Linked DNA regions of Homo sapiens: region 1 is linked to region 2. A link is an interaction called in ENCODE POLR2A ChIA-PET data of the cell type or tissue named here. Cell type or tissue: A673. All regions are shown on one strand. Links, peaks and the distances in the headings refer to the core of each region. The heading gives the core; the rest is flanking DNA.

Region 1 (15,511 bases), core at 3,496-11,495, 160 kb before region 2:
TTACAGAAAAAGGGAAAAGAGATTGGAAAGAGTCGGAAATGTGGATGATGCCAGAGATAATTACTCTCATTTTCTTAGGACTCTGATGGGTCCTGTACATTTATAGCTGCCACAGATAAAGGTGGACTGCTAGTTGGGGACACTAACAATGCCAGCCTTCCCCTGGTTCAGCCTGGCGTCTCATCTACGTTATGCTTAGCATCATTTTTAGCTTAGCTTTATAAATGCCCTACTCTTTCCTCCTTATGAATTAAAAGGAGATACCTGAAAAAGGGTTTGATGGAAGCACAGGCACACATATCTGTATAATAAATATAGTATCCTTGGAATCTAGATACTACTTAACTTTTCTCCCCATTTATAGACTGTGCCCAATATCATTTTTCCTCTAAAATACTAGCAAAATATATTTTTATAGCTTTTTTTACAATAAATTGCATATAATTAGGTTCTTAGTTGACAATGAATGAGCCAGGTTACATAAATAACAATTGGTCAGCTTTAGTAAGTTATGAAGGACTCATAAAGGGGCAGGGGAATGTAATACTATTCCACATTTAAAACATCTTTTTGGGAGAAGGATAATTGGATAGCTTCCACAAAGACTACACATTTTTCTAAACCCTCCATGGGGCTAAGCCAATAGGTAATACAGTCACATGCATTTTACATGTAATTAAAGAGACTGTAAGTTTGTGCCAGATTTCTTCCCTCTCTCACTCTCTTTAGATTTAGAACTGGCTCATGATTCAGCCAGGTCTTAGAAGATAGAATAGCCTGGCTGATATTTTTTAGATTATAAGGCTTAAGCCAAACCTTGTAGTCAGAAGGCTGAGAGCTCAAGAGGAGGGAAAGAAAACCCAAATAACTTGTCTTGCTAAATGCCAGACGCAGAAACAGTTTATAAGGTACAACTTTAGCCTCCAAAAAGGAATACACTAAAAACTGCAACGATTCTAACATGGAAGCCTTATTTATGTGATCTTGATTATATAAAATTGAGCTACAAAGAAATTTTAGTGTACCTGCTATGACAGAAAGGGGATGGCATGTTAGGATTGTGTATGAGGTTCAAATGACTCCATGGCAAAAAATCGCCACAAAAAACTATAGCAGCCAACTCTAGATCTAGTAGGGACTCTGGTGCTGTACCAAACAGCATTCAAAAGGCCCCAGAAAGGCACTCAGTAATCCTCATGGTTGCTGTTAAGGATCACACTGAATTAGGAAATCCTTTATTTAGAGGCAGAAAGGAAAATTCTTGTACCCTTTAAAGAAATATTATATGGATAACCTTGCTGTTCAATTTTTTTTTTTTTTTTTTTTTTGAGATGGAGTCTCGCTCTGTCATCCCAGGCTGGAGTGCAGTGGCACCATCTCGGCTCACTGCAACCTCTGCCTCCTGGGTTCAAGCGATGCTCCTGCCTCAGCCTGCTGAATAGCTAGGACTACAGCCATGTACCACCACGACCGGCTAATTCTTGTATTTTTAATAGAGATGGGGTTTCACCATATTGGCCAGGCTGGTCTCGATCTCCTGACCTCAGGTGGTCCAACGGCCTCGGCCTCCCAAAATGCTGAGATTGTAGGTGTGAGCCACCGCTCATGGCAGTTAAGATAATTTATAGTTTAAACTTAGTTAATAAATTGTGTATTGTGAACATCAGGGATGGCTTTTATCACAGTGTTATTTCATTTTCTTCTGCTAATCAACAATTGTATGTGCAAGGTAGTTCATATGTTAAACAGTAAGTGCACCAGAATTATGAATCTAAATCTTTCCTAAGGAGGTGTGCTGATAGCTGCTTATAGAGAAAGGATTTGTTGTTTTTTTTTTTAATTAGGAGGGAGGATATCACAAACTGGCAGAAAAAGACCTTTTGAAAATGAATACTATAGAATTTCAGTTATTACTGGCTTATAATTATGCTTTTCTGATATAGTAATTCCAGTTCCATTTGTAATGCACAATATTTTTGGAAATGTAACATTACTTATAGATACAAATATCATCATTGACTTGGGCTCAGAACTCTTATAATAGCAGGGAATATTATGTGACATAATGCTTGCTATATTTTGCTATTTTAAAAAATGATACATTTATGTTTGTTTCGAAGTGGTAGATTTTTTAAAAGATTGGACTTAAAAGCCGGAAGAGTTGGTTATTTGTGGTATTCTGCAAATAAAAACATCTTCATTCCTACTCACAGTTTTAAAAAATTCAGATTCTATCTCTTTGCTATAATTCTTTGATGATGTAATATTAACTCCTGCCAAAGAGGTACCTAACAACAGAAATACTTTAGATAATTTACTGAAATTTCAGTTCACAGTTACTGAGGTAGAAGCTGGCCATGTTTTTCCACTAAAAGATACAAATATTCACCCAAGTTTATTGATTCAAAGACATGCATTTTTTTCATCAGCAGTTTTATAATAATCACAATTCCTAAACCAAGCACTTTGTGGAAATTTGCTCCTTGCTATGTGTTTTTTCCTTACAAAGACTTTCCACCAGTAAGATTGTTACAATGTAAGGTAAGAAAACAGTGTGAACTATGTCACGAATAGTTAATACAGTATACAGTATTAAGATAGTTTTTCTGGTCTCTAAAGAAATGGTACTTTAGAATTCAGTGTGTCTCAGAAATAATTCTGACCATTAAGTAAACATCAAAATTTTAATAAATAACATAAATGAAAAAACAAACACCTTTTAAAAATTGCTTATACCTAACAAAACAATTTCTTTGATGAAGGGTCTGGTTGGCTTTATCTTGGCAGTGTTCATTTTTATACAATTTTTGAATTGCATTTACTCCATTCTGATGAAATTCCACCTCTTTGGAATCACAGAAGAGATGAAACCAATACTGCTACAATATTGTGCCTTCCTGAAATGCTTCTATCCACCTATTGATAAGAGAAATCGGTTAGATTTGTAAAACCTAATCATCTGACGTGTGAACACCATATAGATGACAGCTGGGCCTGTGGTCCTCATTACCATAACAACATAGGTAAGATATATATATATATGTATTTTTTTTTTTTTTTTGAGACAGAGTTTTGCTCTCGTTGCTCAGGCTGGAGTGCAATAGTGCTATCTCGGCTCACCACAATCTCTGCTTCCTGGGTTCAAGCGATTCCTCCCAAGTAGCTCGAATTACAGGCATGTGCCACCACACCTGGCTAATTTTGTATTTTTAGTAGAGACGGGGTTTTTCCATGTTGGTCAGGCTGGTCTTGGACTCCCGACCTCATGTGATCGGCCTGCCTCGGCCTCCCAAAGTGTTGGGATTACAGGCGTGAGCCACCGTGACCGGCCAGTAAGATCTTTTCTTGCAGCAAATTGGCCTTCTGCATACATGGAACTACCCTTTATTTGGTAATTTGGTCCAAAATTTAGCCTGGAAAGTGTGCCTCTCATTTCTGATAGGCATAAGGAAGGGACCATTTCATGTATAAAGGTTCTATGAAGTCTTGATGCTACCAATTAATTTATTTTGGAAGTTGATATTTCAGTGAAGGCTTTATTACAACTTCTTTTTTATCTGGAATTTGGACTCAGTGCTTTTAGGAACACTAGTTCCCTGTCTCCTCCTACCTTAACTCTAGCTATCAGAGTTTCCTTGTATATCCCCTAATCCAGACCTGTTTCAAGATTTGCAATTAAAAGGAATCTGGCATCTAGTGTTGATCAAAAGTTTGCATGCTGTATGAGAGCTTCTCGGCTGGGCGCCGTGGCTCATGCCTGTAATCCCAGTACTTTGGGAGGCTGAGTTGGGCAGATCACCTGAGGTCAGAAGTTCGAGACCAGCCTGGCCAATATGGTGAAACCCTGTCTCTACTAAAATACAAAAATTAGCTGGGCGTGGTGGTGTGCGCCTGTAATCCCAGCTACTTGGGAGGCTGAGGCAGGAGAATTGCTTGAACCCAGGAGGCAGAGGTTGCAGTGAGCTGAGACTGCGCCACTGAACTCCAGCCTGGGCAACAGAGCGAGACTGTCTCAAAAAAAAAAAAAAAAAAAGAGCTTCTCAAAGTTTCACAGACATCTTTCCAAAATTCTTTAGTCTCAAAGTTTTATCTGACAATATACACAGCTGCAATTATTCAGAAGATACTTGAGAGTAGTCTTTTTCCTCCCTACTAATGTAATTGCTTCTGAACTTTTTCTTCTTTCTTATGGAAATATCATTTCTTACGGTATTATTTTATGTAGGCTGGGCATGGTGGCTCACACCTGTAATTCCAGCACTTTGAGAGGCTGAGATAGGTGGACTGCTTGAGCCCAGGAGTTTCAGACCAGCCTGGGCAACATTGCTAGACTCTGTCTCCATTAAAAAAAAAAAAAAAAAAAAAAAAAAAAATATATATATATATATATACACACACATACACACACACACACACACACACAGAAGAGAGTCCAGAGAACTATGAACACTTGAAATCACTCAGTTTAATTATTTTGTAAAAGCAACCTATAACAGATTCAGTTCAAATTTTAAGGAATTTTCAAAAATTTAATATTGAACATAAATAGCATGTTATACTGCCATAGCAAGGCTTTTTTCCCACTAAAATTAATACATTTTAATATTCTGTCATGTACTTCAAAAAGCAATCCATATGATATTAATAAAGAGAAATTTATAATTTAGCCTGGGTCAATTCTAAATTATAAGTAAACTGACTTCCTTTACCTAACTACATGTAATTCTGTCTTGGTGGCATTTCTATCTTGTCAACTCAATGATATAAGCAAAAGATGACATATATTGAAAAGCAGTACTTTTTTTCAGTTTGATGAAAATTGTAAGAAAGCTAATATCTGACAATATTAGGGCAATTACTATTTTGTCTAAATAATTTTTATAGAAAAGATGGTTAAGTGACATAATTTAAAAATATTCTCCAGTAGCCAAAGGAAAATATTTGGAAGAATAGCTATATACTGTTGGATATCCTAAAATAGACTGAAAAAAGAGTCTTACAGAGTGTGTGTAACATTGTGCCTGGCTGGTATTCAGGGATGTGTGCAATTCTGGTACATTAATCTTAACTGTCTTAAGAAACTAAAAGCTTTGCTCACTCAAAGCATTCTTTTTTATTTTCATGCACTTTTAAGCTTGTGGAGAACACATGAACACCTCTTCCTGAAAACAAAAATGTATTCTTTTGTGAAGCCAAGGTAAAAATCAAATGAGAGATGATGAACTATTTTGTTCAAAAGAGACCTAATTTCACAGAGGTAGATACGCATCTCTATGTTAAGCAAACTGATAACATCTAAGTAAAGATTCTTGCTGGAATTCTGAGGAGACTGTTTCAGCCTTTGCCATCTAAACTGATAGCCATTTCCTTCTACTCAGTCACTGGAACAGCATGGGAGTCTCTTAATGTGTTTGACCTTTTCCCCAAAGAAGTTAGCGAGCAGCTGTTTAAACTCCTGCTGTTCCATGGCACAAATGAATCGCTGGATTGCCAAAGTCCTGGAATGTTTCAAGGGAAGATTCTTACCCTCATAGAAGGAGAGGTCAAATGCCTTAGCTTTCCTTCCTTTCAGCAGAGCAGCATCACGCTGCTTCCTCTGAGATCACGTGTAGATAAAATACTTTGTATAGGACTACCTATTTTCTTTTCCCCTCTGCCTCCTGAAAATATTCCAGATACCCCTGCCTTGTCTTTAAAACAATTCTGAAGAGTTTAAATAATACGTTAAATCTTTCTAATTAAAATCTCTGATGTAAATTTTGAGTTGTCCCCATGCCTTAAAGTAGGTCATTTTACAAGCAACCATTAAAAAACTGAAATCTCATGAATAAAAGAAAAATATGGCCAGATTACTTACTTCTGAGCCGAATGAGCATCCTCTGCTTTGAATACATAAAATAACATGTTTTTGTGCAGTAACTGAAATACTTTAGACTCGGAATTCTCATCTTTAACTTGAATAACAGTGAATCCTAATAAAGGCTGACTCTCCAAAGCGGCCACGTCCTAATTTAAAAACATACAAATGGAGAAAAGTTTTTAGATTGAGACAAAATTCAGATTTGAAAACTCTTGATCTACATAGCTCTAATTTAATTTCAATTATTCACATATAAGGTAATGATAATTCTAACAACTTACTCACTTCTCATTTATTCAATAATATTCATTGAGCCACTCCCTCCCTAGGTACCCTATATGCCAGGCACTGTGGCACACAATTTCTGGCATGTTCACATCTACTGAATTTCACAACATCCTCACTAAACCAAGGAAGGCACGTGATTATATTACTTTCATTTTATGGATGCAGAAAACAGCTCAGAAAGGTAAGCTATTCACCTGGATCTCACTAAGGAAAAGTGTGGACCCTACAGCAGTGTTTTCATAGGATGGTGGAACACAGGGTGATCAGGTAGGAGAAAAGGACAGAATTAGAGTAAACTGCTAGAATTGTTTATAATCCAAAAAAGCCTATCTTATCTATGCTGCTGTCAGATCAATGCAATCTAACGATGACAGTAAAGGGAGTATCACTCAAGAGAGCTTGGCAGAAAGAAACACAGCTCTGCCTTTTTTTTTTTTTTTTTTTTTGAGACAGAGTCTCTCTGTTGCCCAGGCTGGAGTGCAGTGGCACGATCTCAGCTCACTGCAACCTCTGCCTCCCGGGTTCAAGCAATTCTCCTGCTTCACCCTCCCAAGTGTCTGGGATTACAGGCACTCCACTAATATTTGTATTCTTAGTAGAGACGGGGTTTCGCCATGTTGGCCAGGCTAGTCTCGAACTCCTGACCTCAGGTGATCCACCCCCACTCAGCCTCCCAAAGTGCTGGGATTACAGGTGTGAGCCAGTGCACCTGGGGGCAGCTCTGCCTTTAGTAAAGTAATTAGTAGTCACACGACACACACAAAAATTGCATTTTAATAATATGGAAAATTCCTAACACATTTGAGAAAGAGCTCTCCAGGTACAAAGCAAGAACACTGTTCACATTAAAAATAACAGCAACAACACCTCCCCCATCCAAAAGCAAAGCAAAAAATCTTATGTAAAATAAATGGATTTTTAAAATATTGTAATTACTTGCAGTTGGCATTACAAAACCCCAAATTACTCATCTTTAGATTTCAGATCTTACCTCACTTGCAGCATATGTATATAGTACTTTATTTTTTATGACAAACCAAAAGTGTTTCCAGGGTTTTTTATTGCCCTTTGATCTGTACAAGTAGCCACTCATAGAAGAATCCTCTGTGTTTGCTGATACCTAGATAAGAAACCCCATACAAAGTTTAATGGTTTTCAGACAAATTATAACAGCAAAATTATTTGCAACCAATAGGTGCTGAAAGCAATAACTGTAATGATAGAATGTTTCAGAATGAAATATATTTTCAAAGTGCTACTATACAAATTGAACTCTGCTATTAACATGAGCACAAAAAAGAAGACAACCATGTTAGAGGCAATTATAGAATTTTACTTGGTTTAACTGTGCCTGCACGTGTTTGCGTATGTTTCTTGGTGGGTTCATCTGTGTTTTCTGGGTTGGCAGGTGAAGAAAAATAGTTCCAGAAGACTAAAATGCTTTTCTAAAAGCTGGATTTGGGGACTTGGGGATTTGTTTTTTATTGCTCTTATTTTGGGGCATCAGGGAAAATTATTTGAACCTTTAATTCTGTTCCTAAAAAACTTTTTGGACTTCTAAAAACCATACAAACAGAATAATAAACAGAAAATTCTACTATTAAGGAAGCTCATTTTAAGAATCAATCTTTGCTTCCCAAATTATAGTAAGAAAGAAAAGAGGCTAATTTTTACTTCATAAAAAGTTGAAAATGTTTTCATCTCTATGCAAAAAGACAGTAAGCTTTTACTGATTGATTTTTTTTTTCTTTTTTTTTTTTTTTTTTTTTGAGACTGAGTCTTGCTCTGTCACCCAGGCTGGAGTGCAGTGGCCCGATCTCAGCTCACTGCAAGCTCCACCTCCCAGGTTCACGCCATTCTCCTGCCTCAGCCTCCCGAGTAGCTGGGACTACAGGCGCCTGCCACCACGTCCGGCTATTTTTTTTTTTTGTATATTTTTAGTAGAGATGGGGTTTCATCATGTTAGCCAGGATGGTCTCCATCTCCCGACCTTGTGATCCACCCGCCTTGGCCTCCCAAAGTGCTGGGATTACAGGCGTGAGCCACCACACCGGCCTTTTTTTTTTTTTTTTTTTTTTTAAGACAGTCTCACTCTGTCACCCAGGCTGGAGTGCAGTGGCACAATCTCAGCTCGCTGCAACCTCTGCCTCTTGGGTCCAAGCACTTCTCGTGCCCCAGCCTCCCGAGTAGCTGGGATTACAGGCGTGCACCACCATGTCCAGCTAATTTTTGTATTTTTAGTCGAGACAGGGTTTCGCCATGTTGGCCAGGTTGGTGTTGATTTGCCTGCCTTGGCCTCCCAAAGTGCTGGGATTACAGGTATGAGCTATCGTGCCTGGCCTATTGACTCTAATAATGGTTATTAAAAGCTGTGTTCTTAAAAATGTAGGAGTAGATAAATAACAAAATGTTTAGGATCTACCTTAGTAATGGTATGGCAGGCACACGCTTAAGGTGGCTTCCCATGACCCTTGCTGTAGAGAGTCACACTGCTGTACATTCTCCTCCCCCTGAGTGTGGACAGGACCTACGACTTGCTTCTAACTAAGAATTTGGTGAGGGTGATAGGATGTCACTCCCATGATCAAGCTACCTTATATATGGCCCTGTCTTGTTAGGAGACACTCTAGAAACTTTCTTCCTTGCTGGCTTTGAACAAAGTAGCAATGTTGAGAGGTCCACATGGCAAGGAGCTGAGGACCTCCAGCCAAAAGCTAGTAAGAAGGCAAGGCCCCCAGTCTTGCAAGTACAAGGAAATGAATTCCCAGATGAGCCTCTAGATGAGAACTCAGTACTTGCCAAAACTTTGATTATAGCCCTGCAGAGTCCCAGCTAACCCATGCCTGGACTCTGGAGATAATAAATGTATGTTGTTTTAAGCTGCTAAGTTTGTGGTAATTTATTATGCAGAAATGGAAAACTAATACACATGCGCTCTGTGAATTTTTAAAGTGTATCTTTAATTATATTAATTTCTTATAAATTTCATGAAAATAATTATATATTGTTTAGTGGGAAATTTAAGATCTAACATTAAATTAGAAATATTTGTTAAGCAACAGTAGGTTTATATAAATACATCCTTATAAAGACTACCAAGTAATTTTTTAAAAAACTAGAATTGTTTCCTATCTCAGTGAAAAAAAAGAGGAAAAAAATCCAACTAGAATGTTTAACATTCAAATGAGATTTTGCTTAAAATATAGTTACATTGGAATCCTACTATATTCTTATCTAAGTTGTTATTAATGTTGCTCAAAATATATTACATTTCTCCTTTATACCAATTTAGGACCAGTTTAGTAGCCACACAAGAAGATCAACCATAATACTGAATAGCCATGACTAGACCTATATTTTCAAAGATAAAACTGGTGTTCACCAACTTAATCACCTAACTGATCCACAAAACATGTCTTCCAATGATTTGATTATTTACAAAATAAATCAGGGTTGTGGGGGTGAGGGACTATAAAACTACATTTTGGGTACACTGTATACTGCTCAGGTGATGGGTGCACTAAAATCTTAGACTTTACCATTATACAACTCATCCATGTAACCAAAACCCACAGGTACCCCAGAAGCAATGAAAATTAAAAAAAAATAATCCAACTCCAACTCAAAAGCTGTAGTCTGCCATTACTGAGAGTACTGAGGCTCTAAATGTAATTCTAAAAAGAGGAGTTTCTAAAAATATTTTAAACATTACTAGAATAAGAACACAACTTCCCAGTTCCTCAAAAAGTTAAACATAGAATTACCATATGAGCAAGCAATTCTACTTCTGGGTATAAACCCAAGATAAATGAAAACATATGTCCACACAGAAATTTGCACATGAATATTTCTGTCAGCATAATTCGTAATAGCCAAAAGGTGGAAACAACCCAATATTCAACAAGAGATGGGTGGATAAACTGTGGTATACACAAACAATGAAATATTATTCAGACATAACAAGAAACGAAGTATGGATACGTGCTGTAATTTCCATGAACCTCTAAAACACTGTGTTTCAACTGGGAATATACTCGTAACTTTACATAAGAAACATGATCTTGATCAAATTTTTAGAGTTCTTTCCTTCCACTATGTATGCTAGAACACCTCCTCAGTAAAAAAGCAAGAGAACCAAATTAAAAACTACTCTGCTGGCCACAAAACTAGCACAGGCGGACCTCACTAATAAACTGATCATAACGGAGTAGCCAAAATGGCAATGCTGTTTGTTCTTTGACATCTAAATTTGAGGAAATGGGATAGGATATCAACAAAGTCTGTGGATTACACCATTAGCAGGTCTAAGCATACAGGCTATTATCACTATTTAAAGTTTTCTTTTAAAGGAAGTTTAAAGGAAAGACAACCTACTATCAGTGATATCAGCTGTGCATAACCAACCAATGCCTACAAATAAACCGTGCAGATCACTAAATGCTAACAAAATGCCCAAAATATCCTGTGGACTTCTTCCCTCTGGCAAGGATCTTGCTCAAAGTCATTTTAAAAAATTCATGTGTGTCCAACTTATCTTTACTTTCTATCACTGCTATTAAATGTTCTCTAAACCTTTCAATAGCCATTTTCTAAATGACTTAGGTCAGACGGGAGACCAAGCAAGATTGTGAGGCATCAGCCACATCCATCATCAGTATTAAAATTCATGACTTAATAGTTGTGGGAAATGACATCTTCCTTTATGAAAGAAAAACGGTGTATTATATGCATATGAATAATTCAGCCTCTATCACATTGCAAATTTAATGGAAACACTTACTTCTTTGAGAGCAGCTGGGATTTTTTTCTGTTTCCTCCCTGATGGAATGCTATGTAAGACTGATGATAAGGCACTTGAAGGAGATTTGTGATTTCCAGGAGATCCAATCCTAGGGGAGTGCTGGTGATCTAGAACAAATCAGGCATGCTTATGTAGGCAATGCTCAGCATTTTGCAATTCAATTTCATTCAAATCCATAAACACTGTTGCATAAAATATCCATGGAAGGACACTAAGAAACAACATTGATAACTCCTGGAAAAGGACAATGGATGGCTGGGAGTTGAGTGGCAGGAAGACTTTCTACTATCTATGGTTTTATACTTTTTGAACTTTATGTGAAAGGATTACTCTTGTGTGCCTTTAGAATTATGAAACACGTGACTATACTACCAACTTAAAAAAAATCCAAAAAACCTTCCCTACTGCCGTAAACCCCAAAGAACCCTGGTATTGTTAAGTGTCTAGATACTAGACCAGCTACAATGAACAAAGCAGCTTAAAAAAGGGGGCTATCGGACACGGATGAAGAAGTAATGAATTCTGATTGCAGAGGGTTCAGGGAAAGCTGAGAAGATAATAAGATAAAAGCTGGCCATGATGGAGTAAGTAGGAATTTGCCAGGTTAAAACAAGCAGGAGGAACACTGTGCGCTAAGAGGTCAGCATGAGCAAAGGCAGAGAGGTATGAAATTAAATCATCTATCTGGAGAATAATGAGGCCAGATTAAAAAAAAGGGGCTGGTTTGAAGCAAACTGGACTGTTGTTTATATGTTTTAGGCTGGGGAGTGACATGAGCAGATTAAATTTGGAAAAATAGATTATATCTGGCAGTACTAAGGAGAAAGGACTAACAGCAAGAAAACTTGTTAGGAAATTATTATAGTTGTCTAGATGAGAGATAACGAAGGCCTTATTAGGGCTGGGATGGAGAAATCAAGACAAAGATTTTTGATGATAAAATTGACAAGAGTTACTGACCAAATGGGTATAGGTGATGAGGAAGGAGAATTCAAAGACGAATTTTGAATGTTTGCAGCTTATACCATATACCCAGACTAAAGAGAGGAACATAAAGGAAGAGATGGATGGGTCTTCTTGGAAAATGTACACAAATAATAATAAATTATTCATCTAGAAATATGTGGACTCTGAAATACCATGTCATCCACTTAGAAATTCCTCCTTGCTAATGAAAAGCTATCCTTCAGGGAAATGAAGAACAGACTTTCAAAAATTTAGATCCTGGCCAGGCGTGGTGCCTTATGCCTGTAATCCCAGCACTTTGGGAGGCTGAGGCGGGTGGATCATTTGAGGTCAGGGGTTCGAGACCAGCTTGGCCAACATGGTGAGACCGCCCCGCGTCTCTACTAAAATACAAAAATTAGCCTGGCGTGGTCACGCGTGCCCGTAATCCCAGCTACTCAGGAGGCTGAGGTACGAGAATCGCTTGAACCCGAGAGGCAGAGGTTGCATATTGTGTCACTGCACTCCAGCTTGGGCAACAGTGCAAGACCCCATCTCAAAAAATATATATAAATAAAATTTAGATCCTACAGGTTTCAGGAATTTAACTAAAAATCTCTTCCCAAAACATAGACCTGAGCAGTCCTGCTAAGCTGCATTCATTTTACTGGAGGATACCTGCAAATAATGAGCAGGGAAATAGGAAGTATCATTTTTGTGTTCGGTCAAAAAGCTGCACATTCAGATGTACATTAACATCTCACTAAATCAGATTAACTGACTAGAATTAAGCTAACGAAGTGCCACCTAAGTAAAGAGAATTACTTTACATATAGATAAAATGATTTGTAATGAGCACACTATCATGTGAAACTATAGACTTCAAAATTACTTGAAAGTTAAAGTTCCCTTTTACTGTTTTAAGTGTTTTACCCTGTAATTACATTTCTACAGTTTTCTTAGCAAAACCTTTTACACAGACTGAAACCAAATTTCAGCCCAACCTCTCCCAGAATTACAACAAAATATGAATTAAGAAAGCTTACTACAAATTTGGAGATAAGTATCAACAATCATATTGCTAATGTACCGAAGGTGTTTCTCTCAGAAGGTTGTTTGAAAGCATCTGGGGAATAAAGGAATTTTTGGTTAAATCCTTACTTATATATTACCTAATTTCTGCAGTTCTTGGAAACAATGTTCACATACTCTTGCTGGTTGATTTTTCAGGTAATCTAAGCCATACTTATTAGACGAACAAGCTTGGCATACAATCTGAAAACACATTGGAATTATGTCATTAATTTCATTAGAATAACTTGTGTTTCTACACCATAAAGTATGTTACAATTTACAGTGCTATCCACTTTTCAAAACAGTTTCAGAGTCACTGAGTCTCACTTCGTCTCAATAATAACTCTGGAGTTCAGGCATATAGTGAACTAATGCATAGTACCACACTTGAAAGATGAAGGGGCCACAGATGATTACTTACAGAGGGCTGACTACATAAAATAATAAAGTAAAGCAGTTAATATATGCAAAATGCTTAGAACCGTACCTGGCATGCAAAAAGGCCTGTGAGGTATACTGATCACCAGCACTGTCATCATCATAATCACTGCTGCAGCAACGACCACGTCTCTGCAACTCTACCAAGTTTTTGGGCTCCATACTAAATGCTCTCTAAATACAACCTCATTTAATTTTTAGAGTGACTCTCTGATGTCACTGTTTCTACACCCATTTTACTAATGAGATCATGAAGGCTTAGAAACATCACTAGAGATAACTTCAACACTGAACATTCCCCGTACTGAATACTATGGATACTTAGTACTAGAGAGATGCAGTTTAAATAATAGCTGTAAATGTGAGGGCCTGTTTAATTGTGGATTTGTTAGATTTTGTTTTTGAATCAGTTATTACTGATGTTCTAATGTAACTCTGAAGTAGGAGGGTGGAAGTTCACTAAGAAGATTGCCCCTGCCCCCTAAATATTTAGAGAAAACACCATTCATGTTTGCTACCATTAACATAATAATAATAATAGTTATTGTTATTCTTGAACTATAATGGTTTATGAGGGGAAATATGCTTCCTCACTATGTACAGCCTGGAGACAGTAAAGACCACAATGGAGATGGGTGTTATCATCGCCAACCTTTCCACAGGCCCGGCAGTGGTGTCGTCTCCAGGTGAGAGTGAATTCGCTTGTGCAGATCATACACATTGTGGCTCTGGTATCAGGAATCCAGATGGGAGCCTTCGATCCAAGAGGACTAACTTCTTCTTTATTTTCTGAGTCTGCCTGTGGAAGAAGAACAACTTCTGATTATCTCCATGCACACTGCCTGCCTTTTTATTCGGCAGTGGCATCTCACACTACCAAGATGGGGATGAGGGTCAGGCACAGCAGCTCACGCCTGTAATCCCAGCATTTTGGGAGGCCGAGTCGAGTGGATCACATGAGGTACGGAGTTTGCGACCAGCCTGGCCAACACAGTGAAACCCTGTTTCTACTAAAAATACAAAAATTAGCCGGGTGTGGTGGCGGGTGCCTGTGATCCCAGCTACTCAGGAGGCTGAGGCAGGAGAATTACTTGAACCTGGGAGGTGGAGGTTGCAATGAGCTGAGATTGTCCCACTGCACTCCAGCCTGGGCAACAGAGTGGGACTCCGTCTCAAAAAACAAACAAACAAAAAAGATGGGGATAAAATATGGGCCATTGGCTGGGCATGGTGGCTCACGCCTGTAGTCCCAGCACTTTGAGAGGCCAAGGTGGGCAGATCACAAGGTCAGGAGATGAAGACCATCCTGGTCAACATGGTGAAAACCTGTCTCTACTAAAAATACAAAAATTGCCAGGCGCGGTGGCTCACGCCTGTAATACCAGCACTTTGGGAGGCCGAGGCGGGTGGATCACCTAAGATTGGGAGTTCAAGACCAGCCTGACCAACATGGAGAAACCCTGTCTCTACTAAAAATAACGACAATTAGCATGGTGGCGCATGCCTGTAATCCCAGCTACTCAGGAGACTGAAGCAGGAGAATTGCTTGAACCTGGGAGGCGGAGGTTGTGGTGAGCCGAGATTGTGCCATTGCACTCTAGCCTGGGCAATAAGAGCAAAACTCTGTCTCAAAAAAAAAAAAAAATACAAAAATTAGCTGGTCATGGTGGCACGTGCCTGTAGTCCCAGCTACTTGGGAGGCTGAGGCAGGAGAATCACTTAAATCTGGGAGGCAGAGGTTGCAGTGAGCCGAGATTGCACCACTGCACTCCAGCCTGGCGACAGAGCAATACTCCATCTCAACAAAAAAAAAAAAGAAATATGGGCTATTGGCCAGGCACAGTGGCTCATGCCTGTAATCTCAGCACTTTGGAAGGCCGAGGCAGGCGGAAAACCAGAGGTCAGGAGTTTGAGACCTGCTTGGCCAACATGGTGAAACCCCATCTGTACTAAAAATACAAAATTAGCTGGGCGTGGTGGTGCATGCCTGTAATCCCAGCTGCTAGGGAGGCTGAGGCAGGAGAACCACTTGAACCCAGGAGGCAGAGGTTGCAGTGAGCTGAGTTTGCGCCATTGCACTCCAGCCTGGGCAATAAGAGTGAAAT
Region 2 (15,511 bases), core at 3,233-11,232:
TTGGCCAGGCTGGTTTCAAACTCCTGACCTCAAGTGACCCACCCATCTTGGCCTCCCAGAGTGCTGGGATTACAGGTGTGAGCCACCGTGCCTTGCCAACAGGTTTTGTTTGTTTGTTTTGAGACGAGTCTTGCATGGCTTACTGCAGCCTTGACTCCAGGCTCAAGCAATCCTTCACTTTCAGCCTCCCAAGTAGCTGGGACCAGAGGCGCACACCACCATTTCTGGCTAATTTTTTTATTTTTAGTAGAGACAAGGTCTTGCTTTATATTACCTAGGATAGTCTCAAACGCCTGGCCTCAAGCAATTCCTCCTGCCTTGGCCTCCCAAAGTACTGGGATTAAAGGAGTGAGCTACCCTGCCTAGCACACCCCTCAGTTTTAACAATGAAAAATGTCTCCAGAAATTGCCAAATGTGGGGAGGGGGAGTTGTGCAGTGATGATTTACTTTGAGAACCACTGCTTTATAAGAACATAGTAGTTTTTTTGTTTCTACTTTTTGTTTTTAACTGTCTTGTTTAATGGTGATTTTAAAACATGGCTCAGAAAAATCACATAATTGAGAATAGTTTATTCCATGAACTTTACATTAGTTTGTGGAAAGAAAATGTGAATAATTCAAATTGACAGGTAAGTAGACACTTATTTGTGCCTCCACTGAGACTAGCAACTTGAAATCATGTTGCTAGAGGATACCTTTGATATTTGTTGACCTTGGCGAAAATATTAAAAAGCGTAGACATTGTTGCAGGAAGTTTGCAAGTCCAAATACTTGCTCATCATTTTCTGAATTTTTTAAAAATAAACACAAAAAATAGCACATGTACAAGTTACACTAGTTGATACACATGTGATTAACTCATAAATTTATTTTAGATCTTATCTATATTAACATTTGCTTTTTGTCGTATTCTCTTTCAATAGACATTAAAACTACCACTACTATGGAAGTACCACTACTAGATGGAAGTTTGACCTGGACATGGTGGCTCACACTTGTAATCCCAGCACTTTGAGAGGCCAAGGTGGGAGGATCGCTTGAGGCCAGGAGTTCAAGATCAGCCTGGGCAGCATAGTGAGACCCCATCTCTAAAAAAAATAAAAATAAAAATAAAATCACCTGAGACTATTAGATAGAAGTTTGTAAGACTCTAATGGGTTTTTTCTGGTTTTTATTTTGTTTTGTTTTCTTTTCTTTTTTAGAGACAGGATTTTGCTATGTTGCCTAGGCTGGAGTGCAGTAGCTATTCACAAGTGTGATCATAGGCCCTACGGCCTCAAACTCCTGGGCTCAAGCAGGCATCCTCAGTAGCTGGGACTACGTGTGGAGTGTTTTAAAATCTAATAAAATGGGCCGGGCGTGGTGGCTCACGCCTGTAATCCCAGTACTTTGGGAGGCTGAGGCAGGCAGATCACCTGAGGTCAGGAGTTCGAGACCAGACTGGCCAACCTGGTAAAACCCTGTATTTGTAAAAATACAAAAGTCAGCTGGGCGTGGTGGCTGGCTCCTGTAATCCCAGCTACTTGGGAGGCTAAGGCAGGAGAATCACTTGAACCTGGGAGGCGGAGGTTGCAGTGAGCCGAGATGGTGCCATTGCACTCCAGCCTGGGTGACAAGAGCATAACTCCATCTCACCAAAAAAAAAAAAAAAAAAAATCAGTAAAATGATATTTTCCCCAGATTATAATAATAAGTTGAATTTTTTCAAGTTTACATTTTTGTTCCATAGTATTTTCTTAAGCCTTTTATACCAGACTTTAGGAAAACCTAGCATCTGATTTTTAAAAGACTTTTATTATAGACCTTAAAAATGTATTTTAAGGGAGAGAATACTACAATGAAAACTCCATGGCCAGGCCTGGTGGCTTATGCCTGTAATTCCTGCACTTTGGGAGGTTTGAGGTGGGCAGATCACTTGAGCTCAGGAGTTCCAGACCAGCCTGGGCAACCTGGTGAAACCCCATCACTACCAAAAATACAAAAAGTGAGCTGAGGGTGGTGGTGCATGCCTGTGGTCCCAGCTACTTGGGAGACAGAGATGGGAGGATCACTTGGAGGTTGCCGTGAGCAGAGATAGTGTCACTGCACTCCAACCTGGGTGACAGAGTGAGACACCATCTCAAAAAAAAAAAAAAAAAAAGCTCCATTTACCCATCACTCAGCTTCAGCTTCAGCTTCAGCAGCTGTTAACATTTTACCAAACTGTCTCATCTATTCCTCTCACCCTCCCCCATCTTTTTTCTTGGTGTATTTTAAAGCAAATACCATGTGACTCCCATTTGGCCTGTTATAAATAAATAAATAAAAATAAAGCAAATATCAGACATTACCTAATTTCACCTGTAAATGTATCAGTATGTATCTCTAACAGACAAGTACTTGCTGTGATTTAGGTGTGGTTTGTCCCTGCCAAAACTCATGTTGAAATTTAATTGCCATGCTACGATGTTGGGAGGTAGAACCTTTAAGAGGTAGGACCTAATGGGAGGCATTTAGGTCACGAGGCTCCACTTTCATGGATGGCTTGGTGCCATTCTCACAATAGTGAGTGAGTTCTTGCTCTCTCAAAACTGAATTAGTTCTCTTGGGAACTGATTAATTCCTGAAAGAGCAGGTTGTTATAAAGTAAGGACTTTCTTAGGGCTTGGCCCCTTTGCACATACCCACTCCCGCTTTGACCTTCTACCATATTATATCTAGGCAGCAGAGCCCTTGCTAGAAGCCAGTGGCATGCTCTTGAACTTCCCAGCCTGCAGAACTATGAGCTAAGTAAGCTTCTTTCTTTATAAAATATGCAGTGTCAAGTATTCTGTTATAGCAACACAAAACAGACTAAAAACTCTTTTTTTTTTTTCCTTTTTCAAGATAACTCTGGCCAGGCACAGTGCCTTACACCTATAATCCCAGTGCTTTGGGCCGAGGTGGGAGGATCACATGAGCCCAGGGGTTGGAGACCAGCCTGGGCAACATAGTGAGACCCTGTCTCTAAAATAAAAAACAATTAGCCGGACATAATGGCACATACCTGTAGTACCAGCTACACAGGAGGTTGAGGTGGGAGGATTCCTCGAGCCCAGGAGTTTGAGGCTGCAGTGAGCTATGCACACCACTGCATGGGTGACAGAACGAGACCCTGTTTCTAAATAAATAAATAATGATAACCCCAATATAATTATCTCATCTGACAAAATTAATAATAATTTCCTAATATCTAATACCTAGTCTGTGTTTGGGCTTCCTTAAATTCTCAAAAATGCCTTCTTACAGTTGTTCCAAGCAGAATCCAAAACAAGTCCCTACGTTGCATTTGGGTGATACGTCACTTTAGTCTTTCCCCACCCTCTTGCCTCTTTTTTTTTTTTTCTGAGACAAGATCTGGCCCTGTCATCCAGGCTGGTGTGCAATGGTGTGATCTCAGTTCACTGTAACCTCTGCCTCCCAGGTTTAAACCATCCTCCCTCCCACCTCAGTCTCCTGCCTCTCACCTTTTTAAAAGTCATTTATTTGTTGAAGAAATTTGGTAATTTTTTTTGGTGTGTTTTTTTTTTTTAAAGACAAATGCATTTCATTATTTATTTAGATATGTCCTTGAGTCATAGAAACTAAATAATTTGATCTACAGGATTTCCATACTCTGTATTTAGCTTATTTTGTAGCATAAGATGACATTTGGTTTAGCACAAAATTCTGTATTTTAAAATACCACTTTTGGCCAGGCAAGGTGGCTCATGCCTGTAATCCCAGCACTTTGGGAGTCTGAGATGGGCGGATCATTTGAGGTCAGGAGTTCAAGACCAGCCTGGCCAACATGGTGAAACCCCATATCTACTAAAAATACAAAAAATTAGCTGGGTGTAGTAGCGCATGCCTGTAATCCCAGCTACTTGGGAGGCTGAAGCAGGAGAATCACTTGAACCCGGGAGGTGGAGGTTGCAGTGAGCCAAGATCGTGCCACTGCACTCCAGCCTGGGTGAAAGGGGGACTCTGTCTCAAAAAATAAAAAATAAAAATACCACCTTTTATCTTGTTTCTCAGAGTGTCGTGAGTTTTGTTTTACTACCTGAACAAGTTTAAGAGTCCCATAGCATTCTTACTTTGTACTTAAGGAAGCTGAAACAGGGAGAGGATTTTTCTGGAAACAGAGCATACCTAGAAAGTACCAGAGCACTCAATATTTCCTTGATAATGTTGAAAGCTTGATGAACCGTGGTTTTATCAGAAGTATTACAAGATAAAACTCTTTTGGGAAAAACTGTTCCTGTTTTGTTTTATCCCCTGTGCCTACATGTTGCCTGACATGGAAGATGTTCAGTAAGTATTTATTATTGAATCAGTTGCCTAATTCTGCCATCTTTGGCCCATTCTTCTCTGGCCCAAGACCTGAAAGCTTACAACTTGTTCTATCTATAAGAGTTTAAAGCAGTTTAAAAGAGTGAAGCTAATAATAAAAGCACTGTAGCCAGGTAGAACTGCTCATGCTTATAATCCCAGTGACTCAGGAGGCTGAGGCAGGAGGATCCCTTGAGGCCAGGAGTTGGAGACCAGCCAGAGAAACATAGCAAGACCCCATCTCTACAATAAATTTAAAAATTATCTGAGTATGGTAGCTTGCACCTGTAGTCCCAGCCACTCAGAGGCTGAGGTGGGAAGATTGCTTGATCTCCAGAGGTTGAGGCTATAGTAAGCTATGATCGTGCCATTGCACTCCAGCCTGGGTGACAGAGAAAGACCCTGTCTCAAATAAAAGCTAACCAGCAATGATGTAGTAATGACACTGGCACTTGTACAGAATACATCATGAATCATGTAGAAAACAAGCACTGCCATAAGTGAATGGTTGGACTTTATACATCTGGGAGATCTGATATCTTTTCTTTTTTTTCTTTTTCTTTTTTTTTTTGAGACGGAGTCTCGCTCTGTTGCCCAGGCTGGAGTGCAGTGGCGGGATCTCAGCTCACTGCGACCTCCACCTCCTGGGTTCAAGGGATTCTCCTGCTTCAGTCTCCCGAGTAGCTGAGATTACAGACATGTGCCACCATGCCTGGCTAATTTCTGTGTTTTTAGTAGAGACGGGGTTTCACCATGTTGGCCAAACTGGTCTCGAACTCCTGACCTCAAGTGATCCACCCGCCTTGGCCTCCCAAAGTGCTGGGATTACAGGCGTGAGCCACCGCACCCACCCAGATCTGATATCTTTATGTGGGGCCTGCAGGGAGCAGGGCTGGCAAGAAGTGTCAGTAGTGTAGGACTTGGATGAGACATTTTCTTAAAGAGCTTTCTTCAGCAAAAATGTGGGATTTTCCTGTCTATTTTTGTTTATTTTTATTGCAAAAATGTTTCGGCCACCAGAACAATCTTAGCACAACCAAAGGTTCTTGGCTGTTTTTCATTTAGCAAAATTCTTTCTGGTGTTATGATATGTGTTTTCTGTCAGCTAAAACTTACAGGAATAGTGAACCACAAAGATTTCCTGAGGAGCTCCCACATGCTGTGTCTGAGGTTTCTCATATTTCTTTTGGCATCAGTAACATTCTCCAATACTTCGAAATTATAGTTTGAATCCAGTGTTAATGATTTCTCTTCAAAAAAACAACTTAAATAAAACATTTGCGGTTTTATTTTGCTTGAACCAAGGAAAAGTCATAATAGAGACAACTACCTACTCTGCCTTACCCTCTGCACAAAAACACCCCTTTCTAAAGCTACCATCTAATACTTTATGAAAAATAAATATTTCCCTGTATTTATTAGTGTATAAGCCTAATATCCCAAAACCTCTAAAATATAGTGGTCAGAACAGTTGCAATAGGGAGCCTCCCCTTGCTGTAAAAGAAAAAAAGTCAAAATAAATTATGTTGAGTGATCAGGTTTTAATACTAAGACATTATTTGCCTTTGTCACTGTCATTCTCATGTGTGTATACAGAGTACAAAAAGCTCATCAGATGGTTGCATATTCTACGTTAACATTTAGCTATTTGAAACTATTACTTGTTTCGGTACGGCTATTCTTCTTTGATACTACAATGATCAGAAAAGACTATTAAAATACTTCTGGCTTTCCAACTATATTATTTGTGTAAGCCTTTATTTTTCTGTATACTTCACCCAAAACAATACATTGCAACACATTGAATGCAGAAGCAGATATAAGTATCCGGCAATTTTCTATTAAGCCAAACAATAAAGAGATTTGCAAAAAGTGTAAAACAATCTGTTCTTCTCAATAAATTTTTTTCATTTTGGAGAATTTTTTCATTAACATATGTTGTTTAACATTGTAACAGGTTTATTGCTATTTTCAAGTAAAATAATAAGTTTTTTTTAAATTTTAGTTTTGAGTTCTAATATGATGTCATTAGACGTCCATGTAAACAAAAGCTCTTTGGGGCTCTCCATAATTTTTAAGATTATAAGGAGAGCTGAGACCAAATAATTTGAGAACTACTGGTTAGGATATGGTTTTCTGAGATCTATTAAATAATATACAAGTTATTTGACAGTTTCGGAGAAAAAGTGATAGCAATTTTATTCCTAAACATTTTAAAAGAATTAATGTAAGCATAATGAATAGAACTTGAGTGTTCACAGTGTTCATACAGTATCTGGGTTTACATGTGTTAGGAAGTAATATGATTTGCACTAACAGCCAAAAATAGAAAAATGCAAATATGAAATATAATAGTAGATAACTAGAAATTACATTTTATTAAACCTGCAATACATTCACCTCAGTCTCCAAAGGTTGTCTTCTATGAAACTTTGACAAATGCTTTGTTACATACAGCCATGAAACAAAGTATGGTGATCACCTTGGTAAGCCAGATTTTTCCAGAACTGTAAAACAGTGCTTTCTGGGATAAAACTGATCTGTTACTAATGATGGGGAAGAAACCAAAACTACTGAGGAATCACTCATAGTTATATAGCACAAATGGGTGTGCCACACCTTTAACAAGAAGCCTGTGAAACCAGCCAAAAAGTTAATGAGAAATTGTATTTGCAGAAAAAGCAGAATAAACTACTAGTAGAATTTACTGTATCACATGATACTGTTGGATATGATCTGTGATATATAAAGTGAATGATTAATGTGCTGTCATTGTGAAATGTGAAATAGCAAGTGTTCCAGATTATGGTGATCCGAACTGAATGTGTATATATGCCCTCAGCTTATATACAGAACATATTTGAAGAAAAAAGTATTCTTGTTTCTCTTCTGGTTATCATTTTTTAAAAAACAATCTATACTACATTTTGTTATTTTGTGATCTGTGACATAAAGTGGAAAAGGAAAGGACGTTGGGGTCACTGATGAGAGAGCATCTGCTATCTGTACAGTAAAAAAGGGCATTATAATCTCAATAAAAAGTTTGTACTCATCTTGACTCTCTAAGTCTCTTGCCAGAGAACAGTTAGCAGTCAAGAGTTTGTCTCCTGGTTTTGACTGAGTCTTTTATTAGGAGAGGAGGGCACGATGGCTTGCACCTGTAGTCCCAGCTACTCACGAGGCTGAAGCCAGAGGATAGCTTGAGCCCAGGAGTTCTAGGCCAGCCTGGACAACACAGTGAGACCCTATCTCAAAAAAAAAAAAAAAAAGAAAGAAAGAAAAAGAAAAACAGAAAACAAACAAAAAGAACAGGAATCAGCAAATTAAGGTTTTTGGGCCGGATTTGCCACCGTGACCCGTACCCCCATTTTTGGATGGCAGGTTTTTAAAATGTTTTTAAACAGCTGGGGAAAATATCAGAATATTTTGTGACATATGAAAATTACATGAAGTTCAAATTTCAGTGTCTATAAATAAAGTTTTATTGGGACATAGCCATACTCATTAGTTTATGTATTGGCTGAGTCTGTTTTCTCACTACAGCAGCAAACTTGATTAGTTGTGACAGAGACCATATGGCTTGCAGAGTCTGAAATATTTACGATCTGGCCTTTTACCGAAAAAGGCTGCTGACCCAGAGTTAGAGTAACTTCCCTTTGATCCATCTTATTTATTGTTCTTCCCCATGGGAGTTCATTTGAAGAAAGGGTTCTACTGCCTTAAAAACAATGTTTTTTTTTAAAGTATGTAAGGTCGGCCCAAACAAATGAACTGGCATTCTTGTTCTTTTGCCCCCACTGGGGCAAGAGCAGGGTGGGGTTCACAGTTCACTTTGAAAATGCAGATTCACTAATTCAAGGCAATATTTGAATATACATTATGGGTGATATCAAGATTAACCATTTGTGCTGCCAGAAATTTTAAATCTGGTAGAGGGATATATTACTTTTTTAAAAAATATTTTTCTTAAAAAAAGAGATTAAACATAGCTTAAAAGAAAGGCATTTGACTCAATTCCTGTTCTCTCAAATTGATATTCCACAAATTGCTACCAGTCCAGCAGATTCCCACTCTTCCTTATTCTTCTGAATGCAAGAATATATTCCCTAAATGTCTTGGTCTATCTTAGGTATCTCTCCTGTTTCCATAGTATCCAAATACTTTCCTGACATTGTTAACTTGCTTGGTGTGTTTGTACTAAACTATAAGTAACTTTTTGGTGTCTTCCTTAATAGACATGGAAGGGACTGTTTCTTATTTTAGGTAATAGAGTATAATCCTGCTTTTTCTAACTGAGTGAACCCGTTTCCTCATCTATGGAATTGGAATAAAAATAATAATGATAATGATGATAATAATAACTTTTATTGTTGTGAACCTTAACTGAGAAGATGAAAGTAAAATACTTAGTTAAGATTTTGCCACATAGTACTTTAACTGTGTTGCTCTTTTTTTTTTCTGTTGTTTTATCTCTAAAACCTAATTATAGTCTTTTTTTTTTAATTATTATTATACTTTAAGTTTTAGGGTACATGTGCACAATGTGCAGGTTAGTTACATATGTATACATGTGCCATGCTGGTGTGCTGCACCCATTAACTCGTCATTTAGCATTAGGTATATCTCCTAATGCTATCCCTCCCCCCTCCCCCCACCTAATTGTAGTCTTTTTGGAGATTTAAATATTTCATTGAATGGAATCAAGATTTATTATTTTTTTTTTTAATTTTTTAATTTTTTTTTTTTTTTGTGAGACAAAGTCTTGCTCTGTCACCCAGGCTGGAATGTAATGGCATAATCCCGGCTCACTGCAACCTCCACTTCCCAGGTTCAAGCCATTCTCCCGCCTCAGCCTCCTGAGTAGCTGAGATTACAGGCACCTGCCATCATGCCCGGCTGATTTTTATATTTTTAGTAGAGACAGGGTTTCACCATGTTGGCCAGGCTGGTCTTGAACTCCTGACCTCAGATGATCTGCCTGCCTCAGCCTCCCAAAGTGTTGGGATTACAGGCGTGAGCCACCGCCCCCAGCCAAGATTTATTTTTAAACATGTCACCAACTGTATGCTTTAGAGAAGGTTGAAAGTTAAAATTTAAGCTTGCTGTTCAGAAATAGTTGTCCAGTAGATTTTCATCCAGTAGTGACATTGATATTTCTGTTTGATGGGGTTGGGGTGATTTTTTTTTTTTTTTGGTCTGTTCTGAAAATCTGTGCTGTTTCCACATAGCTTATATATAGTTAAAAGTATAAATGGAGTGCTTACTATGTGGCAAGGACTGTCCCAGATGCTTTATATTAATTTAATTTTCATAAGAACTCTATGAACTAAGTGCTATTACTGCTATTTTTAGATGAGACAGCTGATGCACAAAAGGATTATAAATTTCCTGGTTACTTAGCTAGTAAGAGGCAGAGTCGGGATTTGAATCTGTAGATTGGTTTTTGTTTGTTTGTTTTGAGATGGAGTTTTGCTCTTGTCGCCCAGGCTGGAGTGCAGTGGCGTGATCTCGGCTCACTGCAACCTTTGCCTCCTGGGTTCAAGCGATTCTCCTGCCTCAGCCTCCCGAGTAGATGGGATTACAGGCACAAGCCTTCATGCCTGGCTAATTTTTATATTTTTAGTAGAGTCAGCATTTCACCATGTTGGCCAGGCTGGTCTGAAACTCCTCACCTCAGATGATCCACCCACCTTGTCCTCCCAAAGTGCTGGGATTACAGGCATGAGCCACTGTGCCCAGCAGATTGTATTCTTAACCTCTGTGTTCTAATGCTTTTGTTAGCCATACTGTGTTCTATTTGTCATATGCTCGTATGTAAGATATAGCTTATCTAAGGTAACATTATTGAAGAGTTTTAAGTTTGTTCACAGTGCTGAGCATATGGTAGATAATACGTATTTGTGCTTGAATGAATTAAGGAATATGATGAGATGATAAAAATATTATAATTCATACAATATAATCATTGTTTAATTATTCTTGGCTTTGAGTAATAACATTGTCGTTTGAGTTATCTATAACATTGGCTATTTTGAAGCAATCTAAGACTATAAAATTTGGGACAGTGAAATTGCTTAACAATCTATTTATATTCCTAAATTCATTTTTTCTTGCTGGTACTCACTCAAAAAAAAAATCTGTGTGTTTTATTTAGAGTTTTTCCTTTTTTGGGTTCCTCTGTTGAATTGTTTGTTGATTTGTTTGTGTTAAATGGCATTGTATTATAACAGATAATTCAGTTCTTATAGAAGAAGCCTTAAAGAATTTGGACATACTGGTCACAATAGTGAAGTCTGGTATTAAGTTTGGCCCCCGAAACTTTTGAAGTAGTAATGATCTTGAAATTTGCTTTATTTTGTGTCTTTTTCAGAATTCTCCACTTTACCAATACTTACAGGATCTGGGACACACAGACTTTGAAATATGTTCTTCTTTGTCACCAAAAACAGAAAAATGCACAACAGAGGGACAACAAAAGCCTCCTACAAGAGTCCTACCAAAAGTAAGAACGCATGCTCATTCTTTCTGGCCGAATCTTTTGCACTTTACCTTACTGGCTATTCAGATACTTCTTAAGCACTTCCATATCCTCCCTCACACTGGTAAGACTATTTATTTCATCAATAGTACAAAACTTTCTGTTAGATAAACATGAATCCTTACTGCTTTGGAATACTTTGTAGGTAATTTATATCCAGTGAGGAAATAATTTGGTAGAGAATTAAAATACATTACTTATTTAAATATTGATGCTATCCAAACAGAATCGAAAAAAATATACTAAAACTTTAATGAGAGCACAACTAATAGGAATCCTCTACTAACTGGATTTTTCTCTTTAAATCTTTTTTTTAAAAAACAGCATGAATGACAAGAACGCAAATTGATATTTCTTAAACACAGTTTCAGGTGTAGATAATGGAGTGAGCATAACTTCTGGTGACTTTTTTATCTATAGAATTAAATACTTTTATACATTAAATATCTCATAGTCGATGTCCAGCATTGAGGCCGAGATACTAGAAAAATCTCCATTAATTATGTTCTACAAAATGCATTTTCTGGATTCATTTATGTCCTGCTAGCCATGTTTACTAAAATAAGAAATTTATGGGCCAGGCGCGGTGGCTCACGCCTGTAATCCCAGCACTTTGGGAGGCCAAGGCGAGTGGATCACCTGAGGTCAGGAGTTCGAGACCAGCCTGGCCAACATGGTGAAACCCTGTCTCTACTAAAAATGGAAAAATTAGCTGGGCGTGGTGGCGGGCGCCTGTAATCCCAGCTACTCGGGAGGCTGAGGCAGGAGAATCGCTTGAACCTGAGAGGCGGAGGTGGCAGTGAACCAAGATTGTGCCATTGCACTCCAGCCTGGGCAACAAGAGCAAAACTGTGTCTCAAAGAAAAAAAAATAAATTTACTCTATTTTTAGATGAGACAGCTGAAGCATAGGAGGATTATAAATTATCATAGGTTACTTAGCTTGTAAGAGGTAGAGTTGGGATTAGAACCTGTACTTTACTCCGAGTTTATGTTCTTAACCTCTGTCTACATGTCTAGTATATTTTAGTTTTAACCAAAGGAATTGTAATTTAATAGAAAAAACATAACCAAATTTCCTCATTCCTTGAGCATTCTAGTTTAATCAGTGTTTTATCACTATTGAGAGGAGCATTTAAAACTTTCAATTAGTCATTTACAGGGAAAGTATGGATTGGCAGAAGGATCCTTTCCCCAATCTTCTTACAAAGACACCTAAAATGTGAGGTAACCAAGCTGGCCCATTTGTAATAGTCTAGTAAACACTAGAGAATTTTTTGACTAACACCCAGAAGGTGAGAGTTAGGAGAGTTAGAGCTCACATGGATCAGAACCAGTTTTCCTAGTCCTCCATTTATACCATTTCTTCCCTGTGCCCCTTTTAAGAGTGAATGTTCCTGGGAAGTGGTTTGTATATAATAGGCTATTTAATAAGCTTGGATTTGAGGTTACTTGGCAACACAAAACAAAGAATGGCCAGGGGATAGTCTTAGAGCAGCAGATGGTCATTGACCTCTAATTTTTTGTTTTGTTTTGTTTTGATACAAACTTGGGTTTTATAGGTATTATTGTCATTTATGACAAGTATTTTTATATATAGAAATGTTGTTGCTAGTTTATAAATAAGTCAAGTGAGAGTTTAAAATTGAATCCCCTCAGAAACTGAGGAACAATAAAAAGCATAGCCAGAGGTTGTTTTAAAAAATTACCAGGCTGGGCACAATGGCTCATGTCTATAATCCCGGCACTTTGGGAGGCTGAGGCAGAAGGACCACTTGAGCCCAAGTGTTGGAGACCAGCTGGGGCAACATAGCAAGACCCCATCTCAAAAAAATTATCATATGTCTAGAAAGTTTGTTTTGTCTTCATTTTATTTATTTATTTATTTATTTGAGATAGGGTCTTCCCCTGTCACCCAGGCTGGAATGCAGTGGTGTGATTACAATTCACTGCAGCATTCACTTCCTGGGCCCAAGTGATCCTCCCACCTCTGCCTCCCAAGTACCTGGGACCACGGACATGTGCCACCATGCCCAGCTAATTTTCTTCTTTATTTTTTGTAAAGATTTAAAAATTACCACTCACTATGTTGCCCAGGTTGGTCTCAAACTCCTGACTTCAAGCAGTCCTCCTACCTTGGCCTTACAGATGTGAGCCACCACACCCAGCCATATTGCACATTTCTAAGACAAGTTTTTAACTGTAGGATCTATATTTTTCTAAAACGAAGTTCTTTTTTTTTTTTTTTTTTTTTTTTTGAGACGGAGTCTCACTCTGTCGCCCAGGTTGGAGGGCAGTGACGCAATATTGGTTCACTGCAACCTCCATCTCCCAGGTTCAAGCAATTCTCCTGCCTCAGCTTCCCAAGTAGCTGGGATTACAGGCACAGGCCACCACGCCCAGCCAAGTTTTGTATTTTTAGTAGAGATGGGGTTTTACCTTGTTGGCCAGGCTGGTCTTAAACTCCTGACCTCAAGTGATCCGCCTACCTTGGCCTAAACTGCTGAGATTACAGGCATGAGCCACCATGCCCGACCAATTTTTTTCCTAATTTGGGGAGAGCTAAATTTTAGAAAACTTGTTGTATTGTTTAGCTCATTGTCAGGGAATGTATGTTTAGAATTGCTCCCAAAATTCTGTTCAAGGAATGAAGTATCAATTATTTCCTCTGAAAAGCTGTTTTTCTATGAGTTCTTAATGAAACCATCCTTAGCATTAATTGCTCTCTCTTTTTTAACTTTATTTTTGCATATGCTTGTTAGTAGTTGTTAAGTAGTCTGCCCTGATATTCTTACTATGAATATTCATTCTGTCTCTTTTTCTGGTTTCTTTTCCTGTGATTATTCTTAAATTCATTCCATAGAGTTTTAGCAGCAGGCTTCTCGTTGGCTTGATATCTTCTCTGGGGATCTCATCTACTTTCTTGCCACTTATGTCCATTCTCCAGGCTTTGCTGAGTTCCAGGTGCTTGTTAGACATTTTCTTCTACATGTGCCCCACAAAGCTCAGATTCAACTTGTCTAAAATAGGACTTCCTCAGACACCCCCAAAACAAACAAACAAAAAATGTTCCTTTTAATAGTCCCAAATCACTACCCCCTCAGACACCCCCAAAACAAACAAACAAAAAGTGTTCTTTTTAATAGTCCCAAATCACCACCCTCTCAGTTACCATACCATTTCCAATCGCGCTGACATAGCCTTGGTCATCAAGTGATACATCAAGTCAGCTTCTGTGTCTCTTAAATCTAACTCTTATTCATGATCTTTTTTGTACTCATTACCTAACTTAAAGGCCTTTATTGTTATTTAGCTGAGTGATTAATTTTCTTTTCTCTTTTTTGAGATGGAGTCTCGCGCTGTCGCCCAGCCTTGAGTGCAGTGGTGCGATCTCAGCTCGCTGCAACCTCCACCTCCCGGGTGCAAGCGATTCTCCTGCCTCAGCCTCCTGAGTAGCTGGGATTATAGGTGCCCACCACCACGCCCGGCTAATTTTTTGTATTTTTAGTAGAGACGGGGTTTCACTATGTTGGCCAGGCTGATCTCGAACTCCTGACCTTGTGATCCACCCACCTCGGCCTCCCAAAGTGCTGGGATTACAGGCGGGAGCCACCGCCCCCGGCCTTGAATATCCTTTTAATCATGCTTCTTGTCTACAATCATACCCTGCCAGTTTAGCCCCTGCACTATTGCCAATTATTTTTCTTTATTGTTTCGCTTCCTTGCATAAAAATCTTTGGTAGCTCCTCACACCCTACAGGATAATGTTCATACTATTATGGTGTGTAAGTCTAAGATCCTTTAAAACCTATCTCAGTGTACCTTTTTAACTTCCTTACTAATCCCTTCTTCTCTTGGGTCATAACTGTCCTGGAGTGCGCCACCATCCCCATGACATGTGCTTTAATGGCTCTTTCCTTCATCCTCTTCCCTTGACTGAAGTGATCTTCTCTTTTTTTTTTGAGATGCAGTTTCGCTCTTGTCACCCAGGCTGGAGTGCAATGGCGCGATCTCGGCTCACCACAACCTCTGCCTCCCGGGTTCAAGTGATTCGCCTGCCTCAGCCTCCCGAGTAGCTGGGATTACAGGCATGCACCACTATGCCTGGCTAATTTTGTATTTTTCGTAGAGACGGGGTTTCTCCATGTTGGTCAGGCTGGTCTCAAACCCCTGACCTCAGGTGCTCCGCCCTCCTCGGCCTCCCAAAGTGCTGGGGTTACAGGCATGAGCCACCGTGCCCAACTCGTTCTTCCCTTCTTTGTTAAATTCCTACTCATCCGTTAGGACTGAACTCCAGTGTTAGCTCCTCTCTGACCTCCTCTTTTCCAATACTTTTTCAGACTTTACATTGATTGTAATTCTTTATATTGTCTCTTCTTCTATACTAAGTTCTTGAAAACAATAGTTACATGTATTTATCTTTTTTCCCATGACCCTTTGCAGTACCTGGGATATAGTAATCACTCAATGAATATAAACTGCACTTACTGGCATGCTCAAGGAATGGGCTATTAAGGTAAATTGAATTTTTGGTTGATTCAGTAGTAAAGCTTTTTTATCAATATATGACAGTTTTTCTAAAATGGTCAAAGTATCTTTTTGACTTAGTATTGTGGAATGAAATGGTCTTAATATTTGAGAACT

The links. Peaks named below come from ENCODE experiments on the same cell type or tissue, not always from the same donor. Only the 100,000 strongest peaks of a DNase experiment are listed, where the experiment ranks them.
Region 1: POLR2A ChIA-PET joins it to region 2 with 12 read pairs; 8 of 35 experiments call an interaction of 5 or more read pairs at or near these places.

Annotation. Positions count from the first base shown.
Region 1 is chr12:95,078,641-95,094,151 of GRCh38, forward strand. FGD6 (FYVE, RhoGEF and PH domain containing 6) reads right to left here. Exons shown (of 21, transcript NM_018351.4): 16 at 14,059-14,205; 17 at 13,067-13,169; 18 at 10,929-11,056; 19 at 7,140-7,268; 20 at 5,858-6,006; 21 at 1-2,916. The coding sequence ends at 2,880. Among named protein-coding and RNA genes, the nearest start is that of NR2C1, 13 kb to the left of the region's middle. In A673, for the core only: no CTCF peak of the experiment used is centred there; no DNase peak of the experiment used is centred there.
Region 2 is chr12:95,241,240-95,256,750 of GRCh38, forward strand. It overlaps VEZT (vezatin, adherens junctions transmembrane protein), which reads left to right. Exons shown (of 12, transcript NM_017599.4): 2 at 10,701-10,832. Among named protein-coding and RNA genes, the nearest start is that of VEZT, 31 kb to the left of the region's middle. In A673, for the core only: no CTCF peak of the experiment used is centred there; DNase peaks (open chromatin) are centred at 5,472 and 7,942; H3K4me3 peaks cover 809 bases; H3K27ac peaks cover 3,946 bases.